Linked DNA regions of Homo sapiens: region 1 is linked to region 2. Evidence: read pairs that join two places in POLR2A ChIA-PET (ENCODE). Cell type or tissue: CD4-positive, alpha-beta T cell. All regions are shown on one strand. Each heading gives the region's core, and the rest is flanking DNA. Links, peaks and the distances in the headings are about the cores only.

Region 1 (5,385 bases), core at 328-5,327, 170 kb after region 2:
AAAATTTATTAAATGAATGTAATGTTTAAATTATCCTACATTTGGCCAGGCATGATGGCTCATGCCTATAATCCCAGCACTTTGGGAAGCCAAGGCCAGAGGACTGCTTGAACTCAGTAGTTCAAGACCAGCCTGGGAAACATGGCAAAATGCCATCTCTACTAAAAATACAAAAGTTAGTTGGGTGTGGTGGTGCACACCTGTAGTCCCAGCTATGCGGGAGGCTGAGGTGGGAGGATTGCTTGAACCCAGGATGTCAAGGTGAGCTGAGATTGTACCACAGCACTCCAGCCTGGGCAACAGAGCGAGACCTTCTCTCAAATAAATAAATAAGGCCGGGAGTGGTGGCTCACTCCTGTAATCCCAGCACTTTGGGAAGCTGGAGGGTGAATCACTTGAGGTCAGAGTTCGAGACCAGCCTGATCAACATGGTGAAACCCCGTCTCTACTAAAAATACAAAAATTAGCCAGGCATGGTGGTGTACGCCTGTAGTCCTAGTTACTCAGGAGGCTGAGGTGGGAGAATGGCTTGAACCTGGGAGGTGGAGGTTGCAGTGAGTTGAGATCGAGCCACTGCACTCCAACCTGGGTGGCAGTGCGAGACTCCGTCTCAAAAAAAATAATAAAAATAAATTGTTCTGCCTTAATATTTTTTAGCTTGATAGAATTTGTGAAATACTTCTTATCCAAAAATTTTTCTGCATACTTGTTACCTTAAGCTGTTACAGGATGTAGCAAAGTCAGGCATCAATCTAAACTTTTTTTCTTCTTGCTATAAGAAACATTTTAACAAAAAAATATCACAAGCACAGGTTTTATAAATGTTATACATCATTGATATTAAATATGTCTAATTTGATCAATCTTATTATATGTCATCAGAAGTATTAGGGAAGAGAGAGAGACAGAGAGAGAGAGAGAGTGTGTGTGTGTGTGTGTGTGTATTTTAAATATGTATTGGCTGCTATGTGTGGACTGCCCAGACACAAACTGAGTGTTTTCCCCTTGGAGTCAAATGTGAATCAGAATCAGAATAAAGCATTCAAAGCCTCTAAGCTCTGGTGCTAATCTTTTTAAATTGTGGACACCAGAGAGTGTGAGGCTAGAAGCCCAAATCTTCCCTGTCCCGTCTAGCTGTGTGAACCAGGACACTCAAAATCTCTGCTAATCATGTGAAACAAGACCACTATTGCCACCCTCCCTAGTACGCAGGTTTAGTTTATGAATAAAATTAGATAATCAATGCAAGAGATTTTTTTAAATGTAGGTGCCTACCATGATATAACTTCATACAGTTCAACAAGGGGGTTTAAACAAAACGTCAGAGGCAGAACTAAGCGATTCCTCTGAATATTCAAACACCCTTTTTAACTTTTGTCCAGAGTAGAACATCATGTCTCTCTTCTTGGCAGCTTTCCTTTTTCCTTTTATTCAAGTAGCAGTTGATCTGAGGCCAGGAAAAAACCTTGGCAGATTATTTCTTAATGGTATTGCCTTTGGGAAACCACAAATATAGAGGACAATTTAATTCCAGAAAATTTGGCAGATCACCCTGTCAACAGAGCAGGAAAGTGCAACACATTCAAAATGAGGGCATGTTTCAAAGACTTCTGGGTGAAACTACTTCATAAGTGGTTCATTAGGCTTAAAAAGTAGAGAAAGAACTTTGAAAGCAATTTGTTTGCATGTCCTTTTAACACTAGGCAATTTGGTGACCAGGCTGAATTAAGTAATTTTTTAAAGGTGTCTCTATTTTTCAAGATAGGCAAGTGAAAGACTGTTTTCAGTGGGTGCTGTTGGGGCCCGATGCAAACCATGTGGACTTGACCTGTGGTTTGTGCACAGAAAAAGAATAGCTAATGTTTTGCCCACCTTCAATAGTTACAGGTCGGTTCACCCAGAAGCCAGGGGGCATCTCAGTGAAGCGCTCACTGAAGACACAGGAGTTGGGACCAGTGTGGCAGGAAGTCCTCTCCCACTGACCACAGGCAACGAGAGCCTGGACATCACCATCGTCAGGCACCTCCAGTACTGCACCCAACTCGTGCAGGTAGGATCAGCGATGAATTTGTGTTTGAGATGCCAGGTGATTTACATACCAGGAAGTGTGCTTTCATTTTTTAGTGTTGCCAGGGAAATGAGAATTCAGGAATAAGAGAACAGTCTTGCTGTGGTTTGAGCCAAGTCAAAAACTCTGATGGGCCTGCCCATCCCTCTACAACCTTGGGTTTTTCATCTTCGAACCTAACTCTCCAGACCTTCACAGTAGTAGGTGGCATATGGTTAGCTCTCACTTTTGACTCATTTGGTAGTACCTGAGAATAATGTGATTAAGGGGGTGGGGGGAAGCCATTTGTATTCCACCATCTGCAATGGAGTTTGAAAGCCAGTAGTGCTGAATATATATTAACATGAATGTCAAATGAATTAGTTTTTCACCACCTGGATAGCTAAAAGAAAGTGTTAAAGAATCTAACCACAGTCTCCTGGACCTTGAATAAGTAATTCTTATTAGCAATGCTAAGATATAATTCTCTAGGCCATCATCATCACCATTTAGCTCTCATTCTGGGACACCACAGAGCTAATTTTCCTTCTCATCTCAAGCTGTTTACCACTTAAGGTTTTTCAACAGTGGAGCAAAATGTTCTTAAATTCTTTTGTTGCAGGAAGGGTTTCAGCTGTCTTGAACAAAGCATTTTTCCTCAAGCATCTACTTAAGAGCTTTCTCCTTGCCTGGTTGCTTTTCTTCTAATATCATTCTTCTCCCAGCTTGCTTGGGTGTATGTGGAACAGGAAGAGAATGCAGAAGCTAATAAAATGGTTCCAGACCAGGCGCAGTGACTCAGGCCCATAGTCCCAGCACTTTGGGAGGTCAAAGCAGGAAGATTGTTTGAGCCCAGGAGTTTGAGACCAGCCTGGTCAACAGAGTGAAACCTCATCTCTACAAAAGATACAAAAATTAGTCAGGTGTGGTGGCACAGGCCTATGGTCCCAGCTACTCAGGAGGCGGAGGTGGGAGGATTGCTTGAGCCTAGGAGGCAGAGGTTGCAGTGAGCTGTGATGGCACCACTGCGCTCCAGCCTGGGTGACAATGGTTCTACTCCTTTCTGTGTCTCTCAGAGACCTGTCTCGATCACCTGGTAGGCATAGATGCAGAACGCAGACCTGTACTACCATGCTGAATTGTCTAAAGTATTTGGACTCTAAAACAAATAGGATTTTCAAACCCAGCACTTTGGGAGGCCAAGGCCTCATTAAAAAAAGAAAAGAAAAGAAAAAGTGTCAAGGGGATCAGCCAAGCAGGAAGGGTGCAGAAGGAGGAGGAATGGTAACCCAAGAGCACAGAACCTGTTGGAAGACAAGAGTCAGGGTGAGGAGCTAGGGGTCCCTCGGGAGCCCAGCAGAGGGGCAGTGTTGCCTCCTTGGTAACAGACATGTGATGAGATGTAGGAGAATATGCTTCTCCACCATAGATGAAGAGCATCAGAGAAGCCTCAGACAACTGTGTGCTGTGGGAGACTGGTTGGCAATTATAACTCCTGCCACTTGGTTAGCCAACACTTAGTTGAACTCTTCTGTTGAGTTTTGAGGTCAAAAACCACAAAGGTCTCACAAACCATGAGACTGATAACCAATCTGGTAGAATGTGCAGTTTTTTTTTTTTCTGATCAAAACAGACAGGGATTTTTATTTATGTATGACTATTTTCTACTCACCAACCATTTGAACGAGACAGCTCTTTGTCCTTGCTGAGCCTGATACTATGCCAAGCAAACCACTTGTTTCTCTTTTAGAGAATAATAGCTATTTTGTGAGACATAAGAGAATTCTTATCTTTGAAGGAGTGACTGTTTTCTCGCAAAGACTAATTGGCATGCTTTTAGTGCAAGCAGTCAATGCAGTGTTTCTCTCGGTAATAAGGCCATGATTATAACAATTCATCCTTTCTGTGGGGATGAGCAATGGTACAAAAACAGAAGAGGTGGATACAAAGATGTAGATTGAAGGAATGAGATTTAGAAACTTACCTTCTGGCTTGCGTTGATTCATGTGTGAGCTTACTTATTAGTTATATAACCACAGAGAGATAAAGATGTGCATTTTCTAAGAATCATAATCACTACAATTATTTTCAAAATAAAGCAGTTCATTGCTATTGTATTTACTCACAGGAAGGGTGTTAGTACATAATTGCTGCACTAGACTTTGTTTTGTTTTTTTGTTGTTGTTGTTTTTGTTTTTGTTTTTTTTGAGACAATCTCACTCTGTCACCCAGGATGGAGTGCAGTGGCACAATCTTGGCTCACTGCAGCCTCCGCCTCCAGGGTTCAAGCGACTCTCCTGCCTCAGCCTCCTGAGTAGCTTAGACTACAGGCCTGCACCACCACGCCTGGCTAATTTTTGTATATTTAGTAGAGATGGGGTTTCGTCATGTTGGCCAGGATGGTCTCAATCTCCTGACCTCGTGATCTGCCTGCCTCAGCCTCCCAAAGTGCTGGGTTTGAAAATCCTATTTGTTTTAGAGTCCCAATACTTTAAACAATTCAGCATAGTAGTACAGGTCTGTGTTCTGCATCTATGGCTACCAGGTGATTGAGACAGGTCTCTGAGACACAGAAAGGAGTAGAACCATTGGGCAGCAAATGACTTATATCCTTTCTTCTCTTAGGTCTTCTCATTCTTGTGAACTGCACACAAATAAACCCACTTACAACTTATGTGACCTTGGGCAGGTTACTTAACCTCTCTGTGCCTCAATTTTCTCATCAGTAAAATGGGGATATCAATAAGACCCGCCTCATTGGGTTGTTTTGAGAAATAACATAAGCTAACACTTATACAGAACTCAGACCAGTGCCTGGCACATAGTGAGCACTCATTTGTTATCAAGAGACAGCTCTGATTGTAATTCTCATTATTATTTAACCTGCTCTTAACTTTCAGCTTGAACACACACACAAAAATAAAACCATGCTGTGAAAAATTACTGCATTTGTAAGACAAATCTATTTCTGCTTACACACCAAGACACAGCCTAAACTGCCCCTCACGTTTCAAAGGGGAAGATCAGATTCACAATACATAAAAGGGAAAGCAGCTTTATAATAACCTTGTAGACCTACTACTGAGAAAGTTCCAGAATTTATGCACACACGAAGAAATGCAAAGCAACAAAAACATGCCTGATTTCATCAGATGTTGTAACTGGCATGGAATGAGGATCATTATCGAGCTGGAAGAAAAACATCGCATGAGTTTATTTAGTATCATCACCACATTCAGGAAGGATGAGGCTGGGTAGAGAAAGCTCTACTGAAAACAACATAATTGAAACAGGAGTTTTGTTTGTTTTACCAGCAAATTGTTTTCTCAAGCAAAACC
Region 2 (5,385 bases), core at 285-5,284:
CACCTGCTGAACTGCCAAGAACAGTGCTTCTCAACCCTGGCACTTCCCTAGAGGGAATGGAAGGAGACCCACAAATGCCAATGGCTCCTCCAGAGCCATCATCTTGCCTATCTCCTCATCAAATTTCCTTGGCATCCTGACCAATTTCTACCACTTTTATTCTTGGAGCAGATGTCAGAGAGGCCACTTTCTTTGGAAATCATCTCCTGCTCCCTTTCATATCTGAAATCTCTTATTGTATTGGTGTCCTATTGCTACTGTAACAAATTACCCAAAATATAGTGGCTTAAAACAGTGTAATTTTATTATGTTTTATAGGCCAGAAGTCCAAGTCTTATAGGCCAGAAGTCCAAAATGGATCTTACAAGGCTTAACTCAAAGGCTGCATTCCCCTCAAGGCTTGGAGCCTGTTTCCTTGCCTTTTCCAGCTTCTAGAGCCACCTTCGCTTGTGGCCACAGCATTTCAGCCTTTGCCACTGTCCTCACATCTCTTTCTCTGACTGACCCCTCTTATGGGGACCCTTTTGAGTACATCAGGCCCTCCTGCATGATCCAGGGCCATCTCCCCATCTCAAGACCCTTAACTTAGCTGGGCACGGTGGCTCACGCCTGTAATCCCAGCACTTTGGGAGGCCGAGGCGGGTGTCTCACGAGGTCAGGAGTTCGAGATCAGCTTGACCAACATGGTTGAAAAAAAAAATGCTTAACTTAATTATATCTGCAAAGTCCCTTTCACCATGCAGTTCTAGAGACTAGCATGTGGATGTGTTTGGGGGACCATCATTCAGCTACCATGCTTGTCTTGGCATCACAGTAAAACATGAGGCAGATTCTTACTACTGATTTTAATAAAAATAGTTTTAAAATATTTTTAAAAAATAAAAATAAGGCAGAAACAGTTCCATTTGACATTTTCATTGGAGGTATTTCCAGTGTTTCCAGCATTGGTTGCCTGGGATGATGCCACTAAACATGATAGGAAATAGAGGTCGGGGGCAAACTAGGGGTGAGGGCAGGTGGGGCTACAGCATGCTTATTTGTTGGTATGTTGTGTTTGAGGTCCCTCCCGGATATCAATGTAGAAATGTCTACAGCAGTTGGAAGAACAGCTCTGGGGCCGGGGAGAAAAGCCTGGGCATGGATGTAAATGTGGAGTTATTGACAGAGATGATACAGTTGAAGCCATGGGGGTGCCTAAGATCACCGAGAAGGAAGATGGGGAGGGCAGGAAGGAAGGGCCAAGAGTGCAAGGTGTCTGGGGAAGAAGAATAAGGTCAGAGAGCACAGGACTTTTAGAGAGGCCAAAGGAAAATGAAGTAACAATTATAAAGATAATAATTGCCTGCATATTGGTAAAGTGAAACTTCATTTGATCATATCTTGCTTATTATGTACATAGGGAAAACCCACTCATTTTATTTATGGTAACATTTTTCAGTATGTCACATTCACAAAATTGACCAAGTGAGGATTTGTCATAGTATTGAGCGCCCGTGGTGGAGCAGGCAGTGTCAGTGATGAGAATGTGAAAATGAATCAGCAGGTCCTTTGTGCTCACTTCTTCAACCCACAGGATAAGACCAACAATATCAGAGAAGTTACCTCCTCTGAGAAGCAGGCCACTACTCAGGTGGACTAGAAGATCCAGCTTACCGTGTAGACACAGAATAGCCTCTGTTCATGGTATTTTGCCTTTAATAGGCTTTTCTTTATCTATTGAAGATATTAAGATACTGGCCATTCTCTCCAGCAGTATTAAGAAGACTAATAATAATAATAACAAAAGTCCATGTCACCATAGCCAAAACAGAAAACAGAGCAGAAACTTGGTGAAGTTAATCAAATAATTGCTGCAGGCCCTTGGTTATGGAGAACTCTCCCTGCTTTTGGTTGAGCAAGAGACCCTCCCAGAGCCTGGCACTGGGATTCCCACAGCGTTCCATTCCAGAGCCACAGGGTCCCAGCAGGCACACCACACAGCATTTGAGTTCCAGCTCCTCTAGGCTTTCAGCCATGGCACAGTTTGTTTGTTTTTCCCCAAAGCAAAGTGCTGCCTGGCAGCTGAAAAGAGTGCATGTTTCCTCTTTCTCAACCTGGCTTCTTATATAGCTGTGCTATATTTGGCAGCTCAGTCTTACTTCCTATTCCAAATGCTTCCTCTTCCTGTGGGGAGAATTCTCAGAACTCTCGTGGCTCTGGTAGGTGTTATCAAAAACTTGTGCAAGGCCACTTGGTGGTACAGTCCGTACTCCACAGAGCCACCTCCCAGCTCAGTGACTCACCTGTGCCTGGAGGACACAGGGGATGAACTCTTCAAAAAAAGAACAGAGAGTTCCAGGACACCTTTCACTTGAATTGTGATGAAGGTTTAATAATGAACAAAAGCAGAGGGAGATTGGAATTTGTGGGGGTGAGGTGGCAAGAGAGATTTGAAAAGACAGATGAGACTTTAAGGCCTGAAGACAAATACAATTTATTCCTCAAAGAAAAAGTAGTAATTATTTGTTTGAGATCTATCTTCCCCTGTAGACTATAAGAATCATGAGAACCATGAGAGGCCATGCCATTTTTTGTGCATTGTTTTAACTCTAGTAAAGTGCTGGCTGGTATTATAGTAGGTGCTCAATTAATGTTTATTGAACAAATGAATAAACGAATGAATGAAGGCAGAAAGAGGCATGAGCATTGAAAAGTAATCCTTTAAAAACATGTGTTGGTATATGGAAAGAGAAAGAAAAACTGTATACATGTTAACAGTATTTATTTCTGAGTGGAGGGATTAGAGAGTATTCTAATTGTTTTCCTTTTATGATTTTCTGTTGTAGTCTCATTTTCCTATAATGATTTCTCATGCCTGTTTAACAGAAATATTTTAAAGTAAGGATTCAAAATTTAAAAAGCCTGGAAGGAAATATATAAACCTTAGAGCAGCTTTTGTGCTGGGCATAGAATTGTAGAGTTTTATTTTATTTTCTGAATGTTCTATTGCTTTCATCATCTGAGAACACTTTTGAAACGAACAAGTTAGTGAGTCACCATGGCAGGAGAGCACTATTGTAGGAGGGCTGGGATCCCAGAGCTCAGTGATCATGAAGAAAATGTCAAGTTAAACAGGAGAAGAAGGTGATGTATATAATGGCATATCTTTTGATCGGTAAATGTATATATATATATATATATATATATATATATATATATATATATATATCTCCATAGGGATTTTATTTTTGAAACACCCCTTGGAAATACCTGCCACATTCACCAGAAGCTAAATAGGTCCTGCATAATTTCTTCATTCCCACTTGTGAGAGACTATGTCTCTGACTTTGTTCACAGTTAAGGATAATTTTTTTTCATTGACTAAGATGAGACATAGATTTCTTATGCTTCTTTCAAATGAAAACTTATAAATACCGGCTATTTAGGGATATTTTACAATTGCACAGGTAGGAAAATCAGAACACAAAATATCATTGTTGTATAGATGCTCTGCAGGTCTGTGCAGGTCGCTCTATGACACTTATGGATTAATGGGGAGTTTTGTCTGGTAAATTGATTTGTAATCTGCTGGAGAAACATTTTGAGCTGTATTTGGTTTGATTAAGGTGGAACCTAGTCTAAATCTACGGACAACCCGGTCAGAGTCAGCCTCGTAGATGAAAACCCCAGGGCCTCCTTCAACCTCTGGTGACCACAACAGTGTGAAGTGTTACTGCAGGAGTAGCCACTCCAATCCTGTTAGCTCTGCCAGATAGGGAAATAGGCAGAGAAATTCTCCTGGTGCAAAGCTATCAGCTGTAGCTTAAGGGTGAAAGAATTCACTAATTAATACCATGATGTTGGGGGTAATAGAATGGATGACACAGCAGAGTGTGTGTGTGTGTGTGTGTGTGTGTGTGTGTGTGTGTGTGTGTGTAGCCTATTTGAATACATTTGGGGTACTAGCTTTTGATTCAGATCATAACATATTTGGATGGTTGGAATTAAAACAATGGGGAATTAAAATGTGAGAATACTAAAGTACCTTAAGGAAGGAACTGGAAAAATGTTTGTCTCCCTTCAAAGACAGCAGATTTACATGCACACACGTGCGCATGCACACATACATACAAACACACACACACACAAACTAGATGCCAGTAAAACAAAACAAAACAAAACAAAAAAATGGCATGGCTTCTCTCCAAAAACAACCCATACAAACTCTAAAAGGGCATCCTTCAGTTTTCTGCCTCCAGTTCGGGACAAATAGTCCCTCAGCAGCCCCTTGCATAATGGGATCTCTCTGATTGGCCTGCTGAGCAGGGATCCCTGGCTTCTTGAGTCCTGATGCTGGCTACTGTCAAATCAGTGCTGTTTGCAGGCACTCATCTCCCTTCTTGGCAGGAGAAAACCTGGAGAGGAGGCGACAAGGTGGAGAAAAATCCAGTACAGGGGGTGAATGGTGAACATAAAGGAGAAGCTGTTACCCTCTCCAGGCCAAGGAGAACTGCTGTGGAAATGCTACACTGTGACCAAGCAGTAGGGATTATGAGGTATACAGAGACTTTTTTTAACTTGCATCTGATTGTGTGATATTTAGTTACATGACTTTGGTGGTCTAAAGCCTGTCTGTGCCTTGTTCTTTTTTTCCATATCCATCATTCAACAATCGGATCCTATGAGTTATTCCATTTTAATTTCCATCTTTCACTGAGTTTGGGTATCATTGTGGTTGTTAGGTATTTTAGCCAGATTTAGTGCTTTTTTGAGGTATTCAGAAACTGTCTATAAGTCTCAGGAAGTTGAGACAATGAACATGTCACAACCATAATATCCCTTGGTTTGTTTCTACTCAGTTACTCCTTTTCACTGTGGGCTGCTCAAATCCCCTCCAGATGCACTATTGTGTGTTTAGGACATATAAAATACCACTAGAGCTGCTTCCATTTGTACTTTATTCACACAGTGACATGACAAATGAAAGAAGAGTGGTAAATGGTCATAACTGAACTGGGGTCAGATTTATTAGACTATTTTTAACATACGAATTCAAAAATACTATTTGAACAAGTAAGTATCTGAAGTTTGCACTTACCTGTTGGAAAAGCTAAGACTGGAACGCATTCTACTGAAAATATAAAAAAGTTAGGCTTGGAATAAGAGGTAATGCTACCTTTAAAGGAGATTTTAGGCCAGGCATGGTGGCTCATGTTTGTAATGCCAGCACTTTGGGAGGCCAAGGTGGGCAGATAGCTTGAGCCCAGAAGGTGGAGACCAGACTGGGCAACATAGTAAGACCCCGTCTCCACCAAAAAATAGAAAAATTACCCAGGTGTGGTGGTGCACGCATGTAGTCCCAGCTACTTGGGAGGCTGAGGTGCAAGGATCACTTGAGCCCAGGGA

What was found. ChIA-PET counts read pairs that join two places held together with the same protein. Peaks named below come from ENCODE experiments on the same cell type or tissue, not always from the same donor. Only the 100,000 strongest peaks of a DNase experiment are listed, where the experiment ranks them.
Region 1: POLR2A ChIA-PET joins it to region 2 with 5 read pairs; 8 of 35 experiments call an interaction of 5 or more read pairs at or near these places.

The regions. Positions count from the first base shown.
Region 1 is chr6:24,832,368-24,837,752 of GRCh38, reverse strand. RIPOR2 (RHO family interacting cell polarization regulator 2) reads left to right here. Exons shown (of 22, transcript NM_001286445.3): 15 at 1,882-2,050; 16 at 5,362-5,385. Among named protein-coding and RNA genes, the nearest start is that of ARMH2, 36 kb to the right of the region's middle. In CD4-positive, alpha-beta T cell, for the core only: no CTCF peak of the experiment used is centred there; no DNase peak of the experiment used is centred there; H3K27ac peaks cover 321 bases.
Region 2 is chr6:25,003,518-25,008,902 of GRCh38, reverse strand. It overlaps a transcript of RIPOR2 not described here. Among named protein-coding and RNA genes, the nearest start is that of RIPOR2, 70 kb to the right of the region's middle. In CD4-positive, alpha-beta T cell, for the core only: no CTCF peak of the experiment used is centred there; DNase peaks (open chromatin) are centred at 1,512 and 2,162; H3K4me3 peaks cover 797 bases; H3K27ac peaks cover 2,654 bases.